Linked DNA regions of Mus musculus: region 2 is linked to region 1. A link is a loop called in an ENCODE intact Hi-C map of the cell type or tissue named here. Cell type or tissue: gastrocnemius. All regions are shown on one strand. Links, peaks and the distances in the headings refer to the core of each region. The heading gives the core; the rest is flanking DNA. Region 1 overlaps Dph3 (diphthamine biosynthesis 3). Region 2 overlaps Ankrd28 (ankyrin repeat domain 28).

Evidence for each region. A loop is a pair of places that touch in the nucleus more often than their neighbours do. Peaks named below come from ENCODE experiments on the same cell type or tissue, not always from the same donor. Only the 100,000 strongest peaks of a DNase experiment are listed, where the experiment ranks them.
Region 2: it touches region 1 in a loop (7-fold over the local background); 27 of 42 quality-filtered maps call a loop at or near these places.

Annotation. Positions count from the first base shown.
Region 1 is chr14:32,071,936-32,082,316 of GRCm38, reverse strand. Dph3 (diphthamine biosynthesis 3) reads left to right here. Exons shown (of 3, transcript NM_172254.4): 3 at 1-1,800. Among named protein-coding and RNA genes, the nearest start is that of Dph3, 8.6 kb to the left of the region's middle. In gastrocnemius, for the core only: no CTCF peak of the experiment used is centred there; DNase peaks (open chromatin) are centred at 5,208, 5,619, 8,269, 8,981 and 1 more place; H3K27ac peaks cover 2,954 bases.
Region 2 is chr14:31,792,053-31,802,433 of GRCm38, reverse strand. All of the region lies in intron 1 of Ankrd28 (ankyrin repeat domain 28), which reads left to right. Among named protein-coding and RNA genes, the nearest start is that of Ankrd28, 33 kb to the left of the region's middle. In gastrocnemius, for the core only: a CTCF peak has its summit at 7,751 (motif pointing left); a DNase peak (open chromatin) is centred at 7,782; H3K4me3 peaks cover 395 bases; H3K27ac peaks cover 747 bases.

The DNA.
Region 1 (10,381 bases), core at 1,620-9,619:
GAAACAGCCAAGTGAGGTACCTTAGCTGGCAGCAGCGCGAGGCGTGAAGCCTGCTAACTTGCCAAGTGAAAGTGCGTGAGTATTGCCAGCTGGAAACAAGTATTTCTGTATCAGGGCCTTTATTTCTTGAAAGGCCTGATGGGTTCATCTTAGACGGGCGAGGCTGATCCTATCTGTAGTGGTTGTAACGGGGCACAGTTTTGTGTCACCGTTAGTCTTAAGAAGTGCAGACGCTACAACAGGATGAGCTTGGAAGTGTGAGCTGGCTCTAAGACATGCCTGTGATGGCACACCTAGGAAGACTGCACATAACGGTACCCAAATCAGACATGCACCCCCGCTGCCCTGAAAAAAAGAAATATATGTCAAGAATGACTGTCTGCACTGCAGTCTGAGAGCATCCAGACGTTAGACTCAGTCAGAGGTTTGAAAGTTCTTTTGTAAACAGCTTTGCTGTGAATACGTAAAATACTTTTGAAAGTCCACCGCTTATCCAGCAGAGTGTTTGGGATATGGCTGCTGCAACTGAAAACAAGCCAGTAGGGGCTGGAGAGATGGCTCATGGGTTAAGAGTTCTTGCTGTTCTTCTAGAGGACCGGTGTTCAATTCTTAGCACCCACATAGCAGCTCACAACTATCTGGGGCTCCAGTTCCTGGGACTCTGATGCCCTCTTCTGCCCTCCATAAATACCAGGCATGCACATAGTTTACAGACATACATGCAGACAAAAGACCCATACAACTAAGTAATAATTTTTTTAAAAAAAGAAATGGCTAATAAATACATTGTATCCACTCATTGAAGGTTTGAATTAAAATATGTAACAGTGTATGGTTCTAGGCAGCCATTAGGCTGAGACTTAAGTTAAAAGTTGTCTGAAGTGTGTTGTACAGTACATGTCAGATTTCTTCCTTTGTTTGTGGGAGGTGGGAAGGCATTGAACCCAGAGCCTTGCTCACGCCGGGCAAGCCCTCCAGTACTGGGCTGCACCTTCAGCCAGCATAGTTTTCATACTGCTGTTTGGTGTCTCCCAAATTATCTTACAGAATGAAGCTACTGCTCAGACGGGCAGAGCAAGGTGATTCTGGGGAGGAGGAGCTGCCTGGGGAAACAGATGGTCTGTGCTCATGAGAGCGATGCTTTTGGAGATCTCACCAGCAGTCTCTGCTGCTGCGGTTGCTGCTGTATTCCACAGCAGACGTCTTCTGTGATCACAATGGAGCAGGAGTCCACATTCAAACGGCCCAGGAGAGAGAGAGCGCGAACAGACCGGGGATGAGTGCCTGGTAGGAGCGGGTGTGACTTTGTATTTAAAGCAACCAAGCAAGTTTATAAACTAGAAGAAATACCAGCTATTAACCCCGTATTAAACAGAAAAACCCAAGGTCATTCAGATGTGACTGGAATCCCAGACGTTTCCAGAGTACTCAGCTGACAGTTGGCATTTCAGATGTGATTCCTTGTCAGACCTTTTGTCAACCCAAAACTATGAGTGGACGCTTCATTTTCTTTCACAGCATCGCACTTTAGAGTGGAAAGTTTCTAGTTCAAAGGATCCTTTCCTTTCCTGCGAGTGCTTTCTCCCCCGAGGACTTTGAACTTGGGACTCCTCCTTTGTGTTCACAGAAGACCTACATCAATATATTCACATCTGCATTCAGACACAGCCAACAATTTTTTTTTAGTACTGCGTGGATCAGTTCATTAGAACGACTTGCATTGCCAAGCTAATAAAATGAGAACATGCAAATTCATGTTTTCTTGAAGCTTTTATTCGACCAAATACTAAAATTTTACGTTAAAAGGTTTTGGTGTCATGATTTTACATAAGGTAGAACTCTTAACTTTGGGCCATTGTAAATAGGTTTCTAGTCTAGGCGTTACAGTGGTTGAAATCTGGGCTGGATTTCCAGGTTTTTGGCCTCTCTCTTTCTTTCTTTCTTTCTTTCTTTCTTTCTTTCTTTCTTTCTTTCTTTCTTTCTTTCTTTCTTTCTTCCTTCCTTTCTTTCTTTCTTTCTTTATTTCATGTATGTGAGTACACTGTTGCTGTCTTCAGACACACACCAAAAGATGACATCAGATCCCATTACAGATGGTTATGAGCCACCATGTGGTTGCTGGGAATCAAACTCAGGACCTCTGGAAGAGCAGTCAGTGCTCTTAACCACTGAGCCTTTTAACCACTGAGCCTTTTAACCACTGAGCCATCTCTCCAGTACCTTGGCCTCTTAAGGAACTGAAATTAAGGCTTATTGCAAAAGTAGCAAGGAAGCCATTGTCGTGACTAGAAAGGAGGCCACGTGGGGCAGCATCCCGAAGAGCTGCAGATTATTGTTGGGGGCTTCTTAGGGTCCAAGAAGGGGGAATTTGGTTAGGAGCAAAATATTTTGGATGGTTCTCTGTTTTGATTGACAGGTTCGATTATATAATCACTTCTCTCCTGTGCTTGTCTCCCAGATGTATGTGACTTTAAACATTACACTGACTGCTCTGTAGTAAGAAGAAGGTAAAACAGGGGATCATCACTGACAGACAGTTCACTCAGGGACAGCTTGTTTTGTTGTGCACCCCAAACTGGTTCAGGCCACGTTGAGATGGTTGCAGGGTAGTGTTGTAGAAATGTTTAATTCCGGTCCAGGGTTTCTACCCCACCTTTGACCATTTAGTTCCTGGATAAAAGAAACACACAACTTTTAGATTTACAACAAGCCTTAATCAGCACTAGAGCTGGGCAGATATCTACCTGCTATGCTATTAAAATCTATTTCCTATCAATATCCCTGAGTTACTACTACGTTTCATCTGAGCTGCTCTTAACTCCAATTGGCCAGCTCTCAGGGCCATGTTTTTTTTTGACTCCTAACCCATGGTGTCTTTTCTCTGTTGTGGTCCTCTTCCCATGCCCCCAGGCCCAGGAACCCTAAAACCTGCCTATGTCTCTTCAGCCCAGCTATTGGCTGTCAGCATCTTTATTTACCAATTAGAAATAATTGGGGGCAAGGTCAACAGTGACACTTGGGTCTATGTACAGACTCTCTTGTGCAGACTTTTGTCTCTGCAGCAACCAGACCGCACTTAGCATTACAATACATAGCAGAAGACCAAACCTCAACAATTCCCTTTTCTAGTCCAATAAAAGGCTCCTTTTCTCTAAGATATAAATTGAATACAATTATAACAATTATGAAAATTATAAAGCATGGTATACATTTATAGCATCCAGAACATTATATTTGGCAATACAGATAAAGTATTTTATCATCTATCCTAACTTAATGAGTTTACAATTCTGTACTAAATCATCTTTGATTTTAACTTGTATTACCATCTTAAAACCATCTATTAAAATCCAGAACACCTGGGGCTGGAGAGATGGCTCAGTGGTTAAGAGCACTGACTGCTTTTCCAAAGGTCCTGAGTTCAAATCCCAGCAACCACATGGTGACTCACAACCATCTGTAACAAGACCTGATTCCCTTGTCTAAAGACAGCTACAGTGTACTTACATATAATAAATAAATCTTTTTTAAAAATGTGTTTAAAAATCCAGAACACCTTAAGTTTAATTGTGAGACTATAACTATCTAGTCTTCAACCCCACCAGAGATTCGAGAATGAATAAATATTATTTGAGTATGCAGGAAGCACAGGGACTCAGCTTCTAAAAATCATAGAAGTAACATAGATAGCTTAAGGCTTGAACAGTCCTACATTTTTTTTTTATGACATTGGAGCATCTATCTTCAGCCTTTCATCCCAGAACATCTGACAGGCCTTAAATGAAGCAGGAATTATGAAGGACTAGCTTACTCTGACTTGGCAGAGCTTAGCAATCGACTATCCTATGTCTCTTTGTGCTTTTTGGACAGCATTCTGTCTGCAGATAAAATTGGGACATTTCCCCGCAGTGGCTAGCTTGCCACAATTGGAGCAACTCTATATGGAGGTTATTGATGCTCATCATCTCCCTTGAAGTGGAATGGGGTGCTGTCAGGACCTTGGCTAAGTGTTCTCCACGCTGAGTTGTGGGGTTGGAGACAGCAAACATTAATTAAGTTGGACATGAAGGAGACCTTTCTGTTTGGTAAAGTATCAAATGTTATTAGTTACCCCCAAATGGATAAATGGTATCCAGTCAATCAATAAGCAGAAAACATTTTGTTGCTGTTTATAAGAGCTAATCCTAATATACATGGGAGTGGGGTGTGGGGAGTGTGGGAATAGGGGGAGGAATTTGGGGTTTTCTCTTGAGACAAGGCCTCACTGTATAGCCCTGGCTAGCCTGGAACTCACAGATCTGCATTCCAATGCCTCCTGGGTGCTGGGATTAAAGGCCACCATTTACAGCTTGCTTTTTTTTTTTTTCCTTTTTTTTTTTTTTTTTTTTTCCGAGACGGGGTTTCTCTGTATTCTCTGTATAGCCCTGGCTGTCCTGGAATTCACTCTGTAGACCAGGCTGGCCTCAAACTCAGAAATCTGCCTACTTCTGCCTCCCAAGTGCTGGGATTGAAGGTGTGCGCCACCACGCCCGGCTCATTTACAGCTTTTTATTTTACTATTTTCCTGACAGGATTTCACTATTTACTTTTTCCCTCAGAGGAGAGTTTTCAAAAACTAGAATTATATCACAGAAATCTTAAAAACCAAAGCAGGAATGATATTTTTAGACGAAAACCTGAAAGGTATGTGTGGATCGTTAAGGAAAGGCTGTCCCATTCTCTGTGGATGCTATCAATGGCTGCCCCATTCTCTGTGGATGCTATCAATGGCTGTCCCCTATCAATGGCTGTCCCGTTCTCTGTGGATGTTAGTGGATGGCTGTCCCGTCCTCTCGCCAACTCTCTCACCTTACTCATCAGCATTTTAAAGGAATTACCATGTGGTCATAAGGAGGCAGAAGGAAGGCCTGACCTTGACCAGATGGTTCCTGTTTTTCTTGTTGCCCACGTGCTCTTAGCCCATCTGTGTGCTCAGCAGGTCAGTGCCAGGGGCAGAGAGGCCAAAGAGATAGCGGTCACCTCAATTAGCCTTGGTTTCTCTACTGTGAAACAGTAATAAGGGAGTTGAAGAAATGATTGTTTAAATCTTTCTCTGCTCTGTTCTGATGTGACTTTGAGTAGGCTATTTCCAACGGATTTCCATTCTTGGGCCATGTTCTGAGGTAGGGGAGAGAAAATGAAGTGTATGCAATCTCACTGCGGCCTGTAGGTGGAGCCAGAGCTCCACTGGACTCCTGTGTGATCTGCTCAAGGCCAGGTCAGCTTCAGCAAGACCTGCACACCCAAAAAATATCTTTGGGCCCATGTGTTCTTATTCCCAAGAGGCAGTTTACTTAATGCGAATCTCTGGTCAACTGACATTCTCTGGACCTTCATCCTGAGGCCTGGAGCAAACAGCCCTGTAGTTACTACTGGCTTCAGTGATATCTCCCAATGTTTATGTCTCAATGTCCCAAAGGCTATCAGGGCTACTCTGTTATAAACTGGCACTGCCCAACATGGCGACCCTAAGAACCATGTGGCTTTTACCACTCAAATGATGTTAAGAAGTCAGTTCCTCCATAGTCAAGTAGACATTCACACAGACTGTGACTTGTGGCAGCTGCTGTGGCTGCAGGGGCCTTTCTCTCCCTGGGAGGCTGTGGAAACCTTGGGAGGTGGAGTGTGGTTAGAGGAAGAACACTAGAGCGTGGCCTTAAAGAGGACCTGGTTCTTCCCCTCCCAGTTTCCTGGCTGCCACAAGCAGATCAGCTCGGCTCCTGCCGTGATTCTCTGCCTTAACCACAGGCCCAGAAACAAGAGTCAGACGAGCACAGACCAAACCCTGGGAACCCATGAGCCAAAGGAGATCTCCCCTTCTTCTCAATTGTTTCAGGTGTTCACCACAGAGAGGAGGCTGCCAATACAAGCTCTACTATGTGGAACACAGTAATAGGCACTAGGAGAAACTGTGTTATTAATGCTGACACCCCTACACTCAAGGGGTTCAGGGAGTTCTGTCCTGCCCTGCCACTGCACACACACACACACACATTCACACACAGATGCACACTCAGACATAAACACATACAAGCACACAAACTCACACATACATATGCATACTCACACAAAATGCACATACATACACAGAGATTCACACACACACACAGAGTCACACATAAAGACTCACACAAATTCACACACATTCTCACACACAAATACATATATCCACACAAATTCACACACATACACAGATTCACACACATGCACACTCACACATAAAGGCACATACACACAAATTCACATATTTGCACACATACACACTCACACATAAAGGCACATACACACAAATTCACACATTTGCATCCTCACACACTCACACACACGCAAATACACACACATACATGCACACACAGAGGGGAGCCTCTGTGTGTTGTTTTGGAATCCAGTAATTTGCCATTCATCATCTCATTGCAAAGTAGGAGACCTGATTACAAGGTAGGTGCCTGATGGGCACCGGAGAAGCTATGCTGCAGTCACGGCCTCGCAGAAGAGATGATGCCAGCTGTCAGCACCCAAGGATACCTCCTATGTGCAGAGGTGACTGGCCACAAATGCCTTAGGATGAATTCTAGCCTGGTGGAGGGAAGCACTTAAAAACATGCCCTTGCTGCAAGTGCAGACAGCCCCCATTTCCATCTGTTGTGCTCACTGGGGTCTGTGTGTCCTTTTACTCAAGGGGATGAAGGCTCCACTGACCTGGGGTGGTCGGTGCTCTCACTGTCACACATCTTGGTGTGCTTTAGAGAAGAGATCTGTTATGATTTGAGTATGAAATGCTCCCCAAGTGTCAGGTTCAGAGGGGTTAGTGATCAGACAATAAATTCTGAGAGCTCGACCTGATTAACGGAGTTGTCCCTTGATGCGCGATGGGAAAGTCGTGAAGAGCAGGTACAGCAGAAGTGGGGATAGTGGAAGCTACACCCTGCCCTGGCCCTTTGCTAGAACCCTCTTTCTCTGTTTCCTGCCTGCAATGAGGTGAACAAGCTTCTCCATCACACACGGTGTCGGGTGTGTGCTCTACTCAAACACACAGGGCAAAACTCTCTAAGACCACGAGCCAAAACAAACTGCCCTTCCCTAACTTGTTCTTGCCAGGGCGGGGGCGGAGGCGGGGGCGGGGGCGGGGGCGACCACAGCATTAAAAGCGGTACTGCAGACAGGCCCTCATTCTCAGCAGGATGTCCTATCCCAGTAGCTCCTGCTTCTCTTCCTAGATCTACAAACAGTGGAAAGACTTCACTGGTGATGTTAGGGTGGGACCAGCCCTATGGTGGACTGCGTGCCCTGCAGTAGGATTTCAGAGGCAATTGGACAGCTGTGCCCTGTGGCCTTGAGTAGGAGAATAGATGCTCAGGGCATCAACTTGTGAAGCTGGGGAAGAGACACAACCGAGGAGGGCTGTACTATGATGTTCACGTTGGGTTTGCCTGGCAGCAGCCTCGGGTGAGGTCTTGGAAGCAGGTAGTTTGAGAGCAAGAGATGAGTTTGAAAAGCAGGAGTGTGGGGGTGGGGATCACAGGGCCAGAGGAAAAGCTAGATTATTAAGGTCACCACCCAGCTCTGCTGCGCCATCCTGAAAAGTACACAGAATGCACCCAGAATTACCTGAAAGAAAGAGACTGGGTGTCTGCTGAAAACCTGTGTGTTGAAGGTTTGCTCCCCAAGGTAGCAGGAGCCAGAGGTGGGACTTTTAGGAAGGGATTGGATCATGGCGGTTCTGGCTTCATCAACAGATTAATCCATCCATGGCTTCACAATGTCAGGACCTGCTGGGAGGTGCTGGGAACTCAGGAGGCAGGAGGCAGTTGAAGGGGATTGGTCTTGGAGTTACGGCCTTGGAATGGTTTCTTGTCCTGGCCCCCTCCCCTCTGCTTCCTGGCCAGCATATGGTGAACAGCCTTGTTCCACCATGTTCTTCTACCATGCTGTTCTGCCTTACCACAGGCCTGATACAACAGAGCCAGCCACCCATGGGCTGAGGTCTCTGAAACCAAGTAAGTCCTTCTTTCTTTCAGGTGGCTTTCTCAAGTACTCTGCTAAAGCAATAAAAGGCTGACAAACACAGTTGCTGCATGAACTGTTCCGCCTTCAGAGAACACCCAGGGCAGAGTGCAGGTGACCCTGGGCTCTGACCTAGAGGAAATCTGAGCCAGCACAGAACTCGGTGGCCCTGCTGCTGGCAAAGGATGTGCAGGGAGTGTGCTGCCATCTGTGTCTGCCGTGCTTACTAAACCGTACAGTCAGACTATAAATGGCGTGGTCCCAGGGTGGCCAGTGTGCCCCGGACCCAGGGGAGATATGCGTCTCCTGTGCAGCCTCTGGAAGAATCCATTTTGCAGTGAGAGTGAAAGCTGAGCTCCCACAGAGGAGTTGGGATCCTCACTAAAGTTTATGTGGTCTGTGTGCTGGTGGTGAAGCTGATGTGAGTCCCAGGGGTCAGCTGGAGGTATGGCAGAGTTGGAGGAAGCCACAGGCCTCTCCTGAAGCACTTCCTCAGCTCCCTGTCTGTAGAGAGGTAGACATGCTCCTCTGCCTCTATTCCTACACTTCGATGGTCTACTCAAGGGCACAGGGCATCGGAGCCAACCTCTGCCGTGTACTGTGCTGACTTCCTTTAGCCTCTCGTTTCCTGATGGCATTAGGATGCCTGTCCTGTGCCCTAACTTGGCCTTTGAATGACATTAGTCATTGTGTTGGCTGGATATCAGTGCTGTCCCAGAAACTACTCTGCAGATTCTGAATATGTAATGTTGCCCTGGGTAAGGTGACAGCCAGCAGATTTTGTAACAGTCAAGAGTATCTGTCATTCTCCTCCCCAGCAACCAGGCTCCATTAGCTTGAGCAGGGTTCTTGTGGCCAGGCACGTTATCTGAGCTGTCACCATCCAGCTCTGCCGCCTTCGCCTTCGCCTGAATGGCAGGAAACGCATGGGTGGGCCTTGTCAGTTCCCTTGTTACTGGCATCACTCTGATGTTCAGCCATGAGCCCTGTGGCTATGAGTCACCGAAGGAGAGAGGCTGCCTGAACATCTCTGCCAGATTTTGGAAGAGCTTTGCTAGAGACAGAAGAGTCTTTGGATCTGCCCCTACTCCTGTCCCCTGTGCTCCTTGAGTGGACTGCAACTTAGAGCCACCTGGCAGGGCTAATGTGCATGCCTGCCACTTTAGCTGGGGTGCAGAGCCTGTGTCAGATAAATCCAGGGAAAGAAAAAGACATCAGCCACTGGGCCTGGCTTTGAAATCCTGTCCCTACTTAACACAATGGAACTGACATCAGTCAAAGCTGTGCTGTAACTGACAGCAAGATGAGGCCACAGTGTCTAGTTTGCTTCCTGTTGCTTGGTCCCCAGGGCAGTAATATTCAGAGGGGTTCTGGCTTCATTAACAGATTAATCCATCCATGGCTTCACAATGTCAGGACCTGCTGGGAGGTGCTGGGAACTCAGGAGGCAGGAGGCAGTTGAAGGGGATTGGTCCTGGAGTTACGGCCTTGGAATGGTTTCTTGTCCTGGCCCCCTCCCCTCTGCTTCCTGGCCAGCATATGGTGAACAGCCTTGTTCCACCATGTTCTTCTACCATGCTGTTCTGCCTTACCACAGGCCTGAAACAACGGAGCCAGGCAGCCAGCCATGGACAGAAATAAACTTTCCTTCCTTTCAGTTGACTCTCTCAAGTACTGTGTTGCAGCAGTGAAAAGCTCGCAAACATGGAGAACCACCCTGTTTTAAACGTTTATTTGCCTTATACTTCCAGGTCGGTCCATCGAGAAGAGAAGTCAAGGCCGAAACTCAAGGCAGACAAGGAGGTGGAAGCAGAAACTATGGAGAAACATTGCTTGCCAGTTTGCTCGCTGGCTCATGCTCAACCAGCTTCCACCTGCCTAGGCACAGTGCCACCCACAGTGGGCTGGGCCCTCCTACATCAATCAAGATAATCTCTTAAAGACATGGCCACAGGCCATTTTGATCTCTGCAGTCTCACAGTTGGGACTCTCTTTTTCCAGGTGACTTTAAATTGTGTCAAGTTGACAATAAAAACTAACCAGTACAACATTTAAGCAAAGACAAAAGCAAGACCACAGGCCACCTGTAAGTAGTCTAGTCTGTGGGCAAACAAAAGTGGTGTTTCCCAATTAATTATGGGTCTAGCCCTACTCTACTCCCCCACAGCCTCCCAGACTAAGATAATTAAGATGCTCTGTCACAAAATTGTTCTGTTGCACAGCATGGAACTCAGAGTAAGACGGTTTGTCCTTATCCTTGTAATGATGTGAAGTCATGGAACACAAATGGTCACCTGAGAAGCCTCCCTTGATACCTTCCTATGAGACACTCACAGCA
Region 2 (10,381 bases), core at 1,066-9,065, 280 kb after region 1:
GAAAGTTGTCATTGTAGAAGTTTTCTGCTGATCTGCTCATGTTTAATCCTAGGTTTTGTATTTTGAAGCTATTATGAATGGTACTGTTTTCTGGTTTCTTTCTCAGAAAGTTTATTATTGATACACAAGAAAACCATGGAATTTTTACCTTGATTGTTGCACTCAGCTACTTATGCTGAAAGTATGTTTAGAGCTAAAAGGTTCTGATAGTCCTTAGGGTCTTTGAAATAAAATGTTATCCTGCAGGTAGGGATTTGACTGGTTGGTTGTGGATTTTTGTTTGTTTTGTTTTGAGACAAGGTCTCTCTGTGTAGCCCTGGTTGCCTTGGAACTCACTTTGTAGACCAGGCTGGCCTCAAATTCTGCAATCTGCCTGCCTCTGTCTCCTGAGTGCTGGGATCAAAGTCAGGTGCCACCCAGCTGGAATTCCATCCAGCTGGAATTTGTCTTACATTATATGACTCTCCTGCTTCTTTCTCTCATCTTACTGCTTGAGCATGATGCTAATATATGTGGAGAAAGTGGGCGGCCACGCACACTCCTGGATTTGAGAAAACATACTTTAAAAAGTCTTCCCATTTGCACCAACACTCATGCTTGTGCACACATGCACACACACACACAAGTGTGTGCCAAATTTTAAAAAATACATATCTTTGGAAGCCCACTAATAAATCAATACTCGGTGACCATAGAGTAGAAAATAAGAAAAATATAGCCAGGCATGGTAGTGTTTTTGCACGCCTCTAATCCCAGCACTTGAGAGGCAGGAGCAGGAGGATATCTTGAGTTTGAGGCCAGCCTGGTGTACAGAGCTAGTTCCAGGACAGTCATGGCTACACTGAGAAACCCTATTCAAAAAAAAAAAAAAAAAAGTAAAATGTTTTGTAAAGCTAAAAGTCACTTAGAGTAAATGTAGAAAGTTTTCATGAACGAGACAAAGGGAAGGGATAGGGAAAAGGAGAAATACAGAAGCTAGAAGGGAGGTTAATAAAATGGGCTTTAAAAAAAAAAACCCTAAAAATGTTATGAAGGATAAGTGGAAAGCGCAGCTTATTTGGAAATTAAGAAAGTGCTAGATAAATGTGAGAAAGATTTATAAAAACAAATACAAAGGCTTAAAAATGATATCCAAAATATTAGTAGAGTATAGTAAACTTAAAAAAAAAATAGACCTGGTAAAAGCAACGATGAAATGCTCGGATAGCTTCTTTCCGGGTCCACTCAGATTGGACTCTGGCGGGTAGTTGCTGGGACAGGGGCGGGTAAGTCAGCATGCTGGTGCCAAGTCAGTATTTTCGATGAGTCGTGTGCTTGTTTCCCCTCTGCCTCTGGGGAGCTGGTCCAGGTGAAGCTGGGTGAAGCTGGACACCTTTCTTCCCTGAGTCACTCTTCTGCTTTTCTTGATTTCCCAGCTATCTTATTCCTCCCTTTATGAAGTTCTGACTCATTCTCTCCCTCACTTCTCCTTATAATCTTTATTACCTTTAACTGGGTCACATGAAAGTTTCTCATCCCCCACCTATCTGCAAGTCTTGACTTTTTCAAACATTTTTTTAAAGGATTTTTAGGTCTTTTTATGCCCTAAAAGTGTTATTATATAAAATTATCTTCAGGATGTGTGGAAAGATATATATGAAACATGTATTTCATGTTTAGACTGTGGTTTTATCCTTTAGCCTGTTACTATATAAATGTTTCAAGACCTGAAATTTTCAAATCTCTAAACACTTCCAGACCCAGGCATTTTGAGAAGGGAACATTCAGTCTGTGCCACGTTTCTCCATCTGTCCATTTACCGTTGTCGAGGACGACTTTGTGAGTAGTGCTAGACATAGCTCAGATATTGGCATACTATATTCTCATACATACTCACTCATTATACTACTTTGTATATGTACCTTATGACATAACTGCTGGATCATATAACAGCTCCGTTTTAATTTCAAATATCTTCTAATCTTTTAAATTTTACTTGCATGTGTGAGAAAGGGGTCAGTGTTAGGTATTTTCCTCTGTTTTTGAGACAGGGTCTTTCACTGAGCCTGGTACTGAACTGGTCTTATCAATTTGGTAAGACTCGCTGGCCAGCAAACACCTGGAATCCTCCTGTTTGTCTTCCTAGTGCTAAGATTAATAACAGGACACGAACCATTCTGTCTGGCTTTTTGCATGGTTGCTAGGATTCTGAACTCAGACCCTCAAGGTTGCTTAGCAAGTAAGTTATGGTATTTTTTATTGTTTTGGGTAAGTTTGATACTGTTTTGTTTTCTTTTAATAATAGGTCTGTTAGTATACAGTCCCATAAGCAGTGTGCAGAGGGTCTCTTTTCTGCACATTCTTACTACCACTTGTCTTTTTCTCTTTGGTAGTAGTGGTTATTTTTACATACATGAGTGATAGTGGTTTAATTTGACTGATTAAAAAAAACCAATTTATATATGCAGTGGTGGTTTGCCTTTATGGATGTCCGTGTGAGGGTCTCATTTCTTGGAGTTAAAGACAGCTGTGAGCTGCTGCCATGTGGTTGCTGGGAATTAAACCCAGGTCCTCTGAAAAAGCAATCAGTGCTCTTAACTGCTGAGCCATTTCTCCAGCCCCAATTTGCCGGCTCTTAATGATGAGTTACTTTGGGCATCTTACATGTAGCTGATCGTCATTTGTATGTCTTCATCTCATGAATGTTCACATACTCATTTCGTTTTGCTTACTTTATTGGTTTCTTAATTTTGAGACAGCCTCCCACCCAAACTAGCTTAGAAATCATTGATCTGAAACAGTCCTCCTGTCTTTGCTGTGTTAATATAGGAGAGTTTTTAAAAAGGAAATGATCCATAGGTATGCATTGCTTACATAACTGAAGGACGATCTTTCTAGTCCGAATTTATATTCCACATAGCAATCGATTTCCTTCCCACTTTTATAGCCTTCTTTCAAACTGTTGTCACTTCTTACTTGGATTATACAATACAGTAATTTTCTAATTATTGTACTCATATTAGCTTCCTGTCCTACATTGCAACAAAGTACGGGGACATTGCAACAAAGTACGGGGCAAAAGCACTTAGAAGCTTATTTTAGTTTAGAGTTCCAGGGAATACAGTCTATCACAGTGTTCTCAACCTTCCTAATACTGCAACCCTTTAATACAGTGCCGCTATTTGTGTTGCTACTTCATAACTGTAATTTTGCTACTGTTTCAAATCTGATATCCAGGATATCTGATAGGCAGCCCCTTGGAAAGGATCAGTCCACACAGCCCCCTCACCTCACCCCCACCCCACCCCATCCAAAGGGTTGAGACCCACAGGTCAGGAAACGCGGTCCTGTCAGGGTTGCCAAGGTGACCCGAGCCGGATGTGCTGCTCACGCTGATGTTTCGCTTGCTTTCTCCTTTGCACGCAGTGCAAGACCCCAGCCCGTGGGGATGCTTGCCGCTCACAGTTTGGGAGGGCCTCAGAACCTCAGTTACCTTAGTCTAGAGAATCCCTCATAGAGAAGCCCACTCAAGGTTAACCGTGGCAGTGTCTATTCCAGCCACACCCTACTGTTTAGTTTTGTTGTCAAACCAGTCAGGATGTACTTGGGAATGTTTTCTCTCAAGTTGAGAATTTAAAGTAAAATAATATATTCAGTAGAAACTTAAGTTCTTATTGCCTGGAATAAACATGTTCGGTAGTTTGCCCTTTTTTTTTTTTCCTTAAAGAATAAAATCATTCCATATAAAAATAGAGCTGGTACCCTTAATTTTCCTTAAGTAACCACCTTGAAAGTAGCATATAAGGCTGGAGAGACAGCTTAGCAGTTAAAAACACTGTCTGCTCTTCCAGAGGACCCAGGTTCAATTCCTAGTGCTCACGTGGCAGCTCCCAACTGTCTATATAACTCCAGTTCAGGGAACCTAACAACCTCACCCAGACATACATGCAAACAGAACACCAATGTATATAAAATTAATCATTAAAAAGAGAACGTAGCTTATATCATTGATTATTTTTCTGTAAATGCTATATCTATATAGCAATATAACAAACAATGTATACTATCACTTTTATTTACCAAAAGGTAAGATGTACTTTGTCTGTTCTAATACTTTTAAATTTTACCTGTTTTTGTTTGCTACCGTTGCTGTTTATCTCATGCAGATAAACCAGCTTATTGCTCTATGTTCACATTATATACATGTAATTACACAATGTTCAATTTTGAGCAAATTGTGCTGTGATAGAAATTTTGGTTTGTCATCTTATCTTCAGTGTTTCTGAGATTGATAGAAGGAAACAGAATTACTGGGATCTCTCTCGCCTACCCCCATTCCCTCCCTCTCTATATATATGCTCCCACATACATAGAAAGATATGTTTATTATATTTTTCAAAGTGTAGCAATTATATTGCTGCAGGTAATTGTTAATTTCTCTTTACTTCCAAATTTGTTAAGAAGTATTTTAAATTTACAATCTGCTATGTGTGTATCAAGTGCTACGCTGCTGTAATTTGTATTTTCCACATTCGTAGTAGGCTATGTTTTGAAATGTTTCCTTTTGATTGTTTTAGTTATTTTGAGGCAGGGTTTCTCTGGCTGCCCAGGAACTTGCTCTGTAGACCAACCAGGCTGTCCTCAAACCCTAGAGATCTGTCTACCTCTGCCTCCTAAGTGCTAGGATTAAAGGCAGGGGCCACTACTGCCAGGCTCAGTTTGGATATATTTCTATCTTTGGTGAATTGCCTTGTTTTTTTCTTACAATGTAGTTGTCTTAGTTACTTTCCTGTTGTAATAAAAACAGGACCAAGAGAACTTATAGAAGTGGTTTCATGGGGTTATTGTCCATGGTGTCAGAACTAAGGTATGGCAGCGGGAACAGCTAAGAACTTCATTTTGAATCTCTTAAGTTGGAGACAGAGAGAACTAAATGGGATTGTTGCGAACTGTTGAAACCCCAAAGCCCGCCTAGAACAAATCTTTCCCAAATGGTTCCATCAACTGGGGACAAGTATTCAATTATATGAGCCTATGGGGGTCATTCTCATTTAAATCCCCTTAGTAATCATTAATATAGATCTTTATATTTGTAATAGTGTCTATAGGCTATGAATCTGGTTGGCTTTGTCATATTGCAGCAAGTGGCTTGTTTTCTTATTTGATTAGTTTTTGTTCAAAAATGTAATTGTAATGTAATCATACCTGTTTTTGAAGAAGTGTTTTCTTCTTCATTGTTTGAGTGTTTTAATCATGAAAGCATACTGGATTTTGTAAAAAAAAAAAAAAATTTGATTTTTATCAGCTGAGATTGTCAGTTTCACCCTCATTTAGTTAACATAGTGTGGCATTTAAAAAATGTTAAACTGCTGGGCATAGTGGTGCACGCCTTTGATCCCAGCAGGAAGGAGGCAGAGATAGGCAGATCTCTGTGAGTTCCAGGGCAGTCTGGTCTACAGAGTGAGTCCCAGAGCAGCCAGGGCTACAAAGAGAAACCCTGTCTCAAAAAACAAACAAAAATGTCCTTAGTTCTAAGGGGTTTTGAGTAGATTTGATGTAATTTCTACAGAGACAAGTATGTTCTCTGCTAGTGAAGGCAGCTCCATGCTTTCCTTTCCAAGTTGTGTGTATGTCTGTCTGTCTTTTCACAGTAATTCAATGCCTTCCATTGAATAGGAGTGGTAAGAGTAAATACCCTGCCCTGTTTGCTGTCTTAGAAGTTAGTCAGTACTTCCCCCTGGCACTTTTATATTTCCTTAAATAATATGTAATTCTCAGCATAGTAAAATTAAATAGGAATCCGGCTTCCCTGCTATCATTCATTGACTGAGAGATCTTGTAATTCTAGATACACTAAAATGTATGTATGTCCTTTCCTTTGCAGATGTGTGCATATGTAAACATCTATGAAAGAACTTTCTGCTTTATTGTTTATTTACTCTTCATTTACCTTTCTTCCTTAACAGAAGAGATGAGCATTTAGGGAAATAGAAATGTTGCCTCTGGGGATTTTATGTTGTGGACTCTTGATATTATGTTGGACTGTGTGAAATTGCTCATTAACTTATAGGCTGTAAATCTTGGAGAAACAAGAATAGCCAAAATAAAATAAAATAAAAGTAGAGGAGCTTTTGACAATTCTTATGACAAGATATTATATAGTTTGTAGTATGAAGTGTTCATTCATGAGAAACAGTCCTTCACTGGTTTATGTTAAGCAGAACACAGAACTGATACACTGCTGTGAATGAGATACGATCCCTGCTCTTGAAGAGTCTCTGAAGGCTGGGCCTTTACAATCTTCTTGTGTGTTTAACTCCATGGTTTATCTATCAGTATAGCCACACTATCTCAGGTTGAATTCACTATAACCAGTGACTTCTACTATAAGCATTTTGGCAGTAATTTTGAGAACAGATTACTGAGAAATGAAGCATGCTTTGCTACATGAAAACTTTGTGCAAGAAGTTGCTCTATATGCATCATTATTATTTTATCTCTGTGTGGGTGTCTTGTCTGCATGTATATATGTACATCACATGATGCATGCATGCCTAGTACCTAAAAGAGGCCAGAAGATGGTGTCAGGATTCTTGGAATTGAAGTTACAGAAAATTAGAATATGAACCAACCAGTACCCCCAGAAAATTGAGATTCACCATGTGGGTCCTGGGACTCAAACCAGGTCCTCTGGAGGAGCAGCTAATGCTCTTAACTGCTGAGTCATCTCTACAGCCCCGAAATAACTCTCTTTAGGTGTTGGTAACTTAAATACTTAGGTCACTTTGTGAAATTAAGAAGCAGAATAGTTAATAAAGAGTAGCAGGTGCTTTCCCTTTCAAAATAAATATTTCAACAAAAGAGAGGGACAAACAAAGCAAGCAAAACAGGAGGGCTGTGGTAATCCTGACTTCACTTTTTGTGTAATATTTTTTCATTGTAAATTAAATTACAGGTGGAAGAAAGCTACAGTCTTTATTTTTTGTTTCTGGTTTTTGGTTCTACAGTCTTTTACTGTCTGTTCTTCACTATACTGGTCTGTATAGCAAAACCTAGGTAAAAGAAATGCATGAGAGACTTTGTGTAAGATTCATAAAACAAAACAAAAAACCCTTGTTCATTGATGTAATTTTAGCATATAATTAATTATGAACAAGCAATAAGTTGAATAAATATTTGTGGGGATAGATTATTTGAGCACCTAATTTGGTTAAAGAAAGAATGATTTACGTATTTTTATTTTGATATGTTATTTAATAAGCATCAAAAGAGTCGCATATTTTTTGAAGTGACTGCATTGTGTCTGTCAGTGCTGTAATAGAAGGCTATTTTTAAACAGATTGAGCTTGACTGGAAATGTTAAAATAATTACTATCAAAGTTGAGTATGTTAGCTGGCACATGCCAGTAATCTTAATAAAGGGGACTGAGGGAGAAGGAAGAGAAGAGTTCAAGGCTGGTCTAGTCTTGTTTATCAATATAACCAACAACCCAAACCTCTAAAATTGTCCTGAGTAGTGTTGTGTGTGCCTGTGATCCTCCCAAGGCAGGAGGTGTGTGAGTTTGAGGCCAGTTTGAACAACGTAATCAGACTGTTTGTTTGTTTGTTTGTTTTGTGTTTTTTTAAAAAGATGAACTATGAAGCTCCTTATTCATTAGAAACTTCTGTTTAAAATATAAGATTGGAAAAATATTTTTGTATTGGTAAAAATAATCAAATAAATACTGAAGATTTTTTCTTTTGTATTTGCTGCCACCAAGTGGCTGATTGGTGACATTACCAAGTTTGTTACATGTCTAGACAGTGCAATTTACTATATATATCACGGTATACTTGCACCTGGCTTGGGCTGACCTTGAACTCACTGCCCCTTGACTGGGAGGATTTATAGATGTGTGCCAACATAATCAGCCACCCTGATACTTTGAACTAGCTTGATTTGGCTACTTTACAAGCCATAGCTTACTTTCTTGGACCAGAGCTATTCTTGGCACAGAACATCATTTCTGTGTTCCCGGTATTTTGCAGAGGCCTCTTAGGACATTAGCAACTAGTGTTAATAAAGGTGATTAAACATTGGACTAGCACAGGGTCCCCAGTGGAAGAGTTAGAGAAAGAACTGAAGGAGCTGAAGGAACGAACCCCTTGCAGCCCCATAGGAGGAACAGCAATGTGAACCAACCAGTACCCCCAGGGCTCCCAGGGACTAAACCACCAACCAAAGAGCACACATGGAGGGACCCATGGCCCCAGCCTCATATGTATCAGAGGATGGCCTTGTGGAACATCTATGAGAGGAGAGACCCTTGGTCCTGTGAAGGCTCGATGCCCCAGTGTAGGGGAAAGCCAGGAGTGGGTGGGTTGGTGAGCAGAGGGAGGGGGTAGGATAGGGGGTTTTTGGAGGAGAAACCAGGAAAGGGGATCACATTTGAAATGTAAATAAAGAAAATATCTAATAAAAAATTTAAAAGCAACCAAACAGAAAACCCCAAACAAACAAAAAAGCAAAGATGGTTAAAAAAAAAAAAAAAAGAACAATTTTCTAGTGTAGTGTGAAAATATGGTTGATGCATACTGTTTCACACAGGTTTAATTCTGACATGTATTCTTTAATGAGAGTATACATGAGAATTACGATTTCATAAGTTTTTAGAACTAATTTTACTAAATTAATTATGGAGAGTTTATTTTTACTCCAGAAACTGTTATATAAGCATGTATAACATTCTTAGAAAAAAGAAAAAAAAGGAAACTCAAATGTTTACTATTAGGAAGTGGGCTGCTTACAACATTGTGTACTTTTGTGTAGAATTTGATGTAATCATTCTAAGTGTTAGAGAGGGCTACGTGGAGCCATGGGTGGGTGCGTCCTTCTTTTCAGAAGCATGCGTCTGTCCCTAACACTCAGCTTAAAGCTTAAACCCCCATTTTGTTTTGAGGGGAAGAAACATATTAACAAAATATATAATTGGAAGTTTTTAGAAACATACAGAGAAAATAGCTAGCAGTATTTAAGTTTTAAGTAATAGTATGGTAAATTCTTTAAATTTATATATTTGAAATTAATGCTTTACATATTAATATATGAACAACATTTTACAAATCACTGACAGCCTTTGAAAACAAACCATGTATAAACAAATTGGCAAAGTGGCTGGATGTATTATCAGAAAATATATACAAGATTTGCTTGTGTGTGTTTTTAAGATTTAAGGTAATTTGTTGCGACCATGAAATATGAAAGCCCCATATTTTGGATTTCTTCCAAGAATCCAGTAAGAACCAGTTTTTATATAAAGACGGTCTCTAAAAATATTTTTCTTAAAAATGTATGTATGTATGTTTGTACGTGTGTGTGTGTGTGTGTGTAAATATGGCATGTATATTCATAGTTGGAAATTGGAGGCAGGTGGATTGAGGATTTGAGGCCAGTCTGGGCTATATAGAAAAATCTTCGTCTCAAAAAGGAAAAAAAAAAGGAATAAAAATATATAGCCTATACAAATTAGTTTTCTTGATAGAAGGAGAAAAACTAAATCTGAATCAGTAAAAAAAAGAACAAAAAAATTTTGTATCATTTAATAACTCAGTGGTTTTTTAAAAGTATATAGCTCCTTCCTATTCTTGCCTTGGATTTCTGTTTTCTGTCACAGGCCTATAGAACTCAAATAATACAACTACTGCTTCCATAGGAGTATGGAAAACAATATGGGAATTCCTGTGAGGGTAGGTTACGTTCAGTAGTCGTGTGTAGTAATCTTGTCAACATTTGTAATTGGCAATTTTTTTGCTACCTAGATCTTCTTAATACTTATTCTTACACATAATTACATGTGACTTAATAATTAATGTCAGCCCCATTTAGAGACAGTTCATGTATAGTAGTGAGCCCAGTATTGGTTGAAGACTTCAGTATATAGCAACTTAATAATTATGGTAGATTTTCAGTGGGAAGGGGTCTATAAATCCTACTTAATGTTGTCAGAGAAGCTTAGAGAAGAAAATATTAAGTAGTGGAGATAATGAGCAATACCGCAGAATTTGTTTTATTTTGTCCTGTAAAACCAATAAATACTTGCATCCCATTGCCCAGCTGTCCATTACTTTTCTCATTCTCTTACATATTAAATATAGCACATCATTATCAGCCATAGTAAACACAAGGAGACTTCAGTTATGTGAGTGTCTCCTGTGGTTTTAGTGAAAGTATCTTAGAATATCTCTCAGACTCTAGAGGAGAAGCAGCAGACTGGGGACACTAACAAGGCAGTTTGATAACTGCGCTGCTGTTTGTCGACCACATTTGAAATAGAAACATTCTAAAGACTTTGTAGTCATCAAAGGAAGAAGCTTGGCTCAGTGATGTTGCTTTGTACTGACCAGGCAGTGGTTTGCTTGCTGT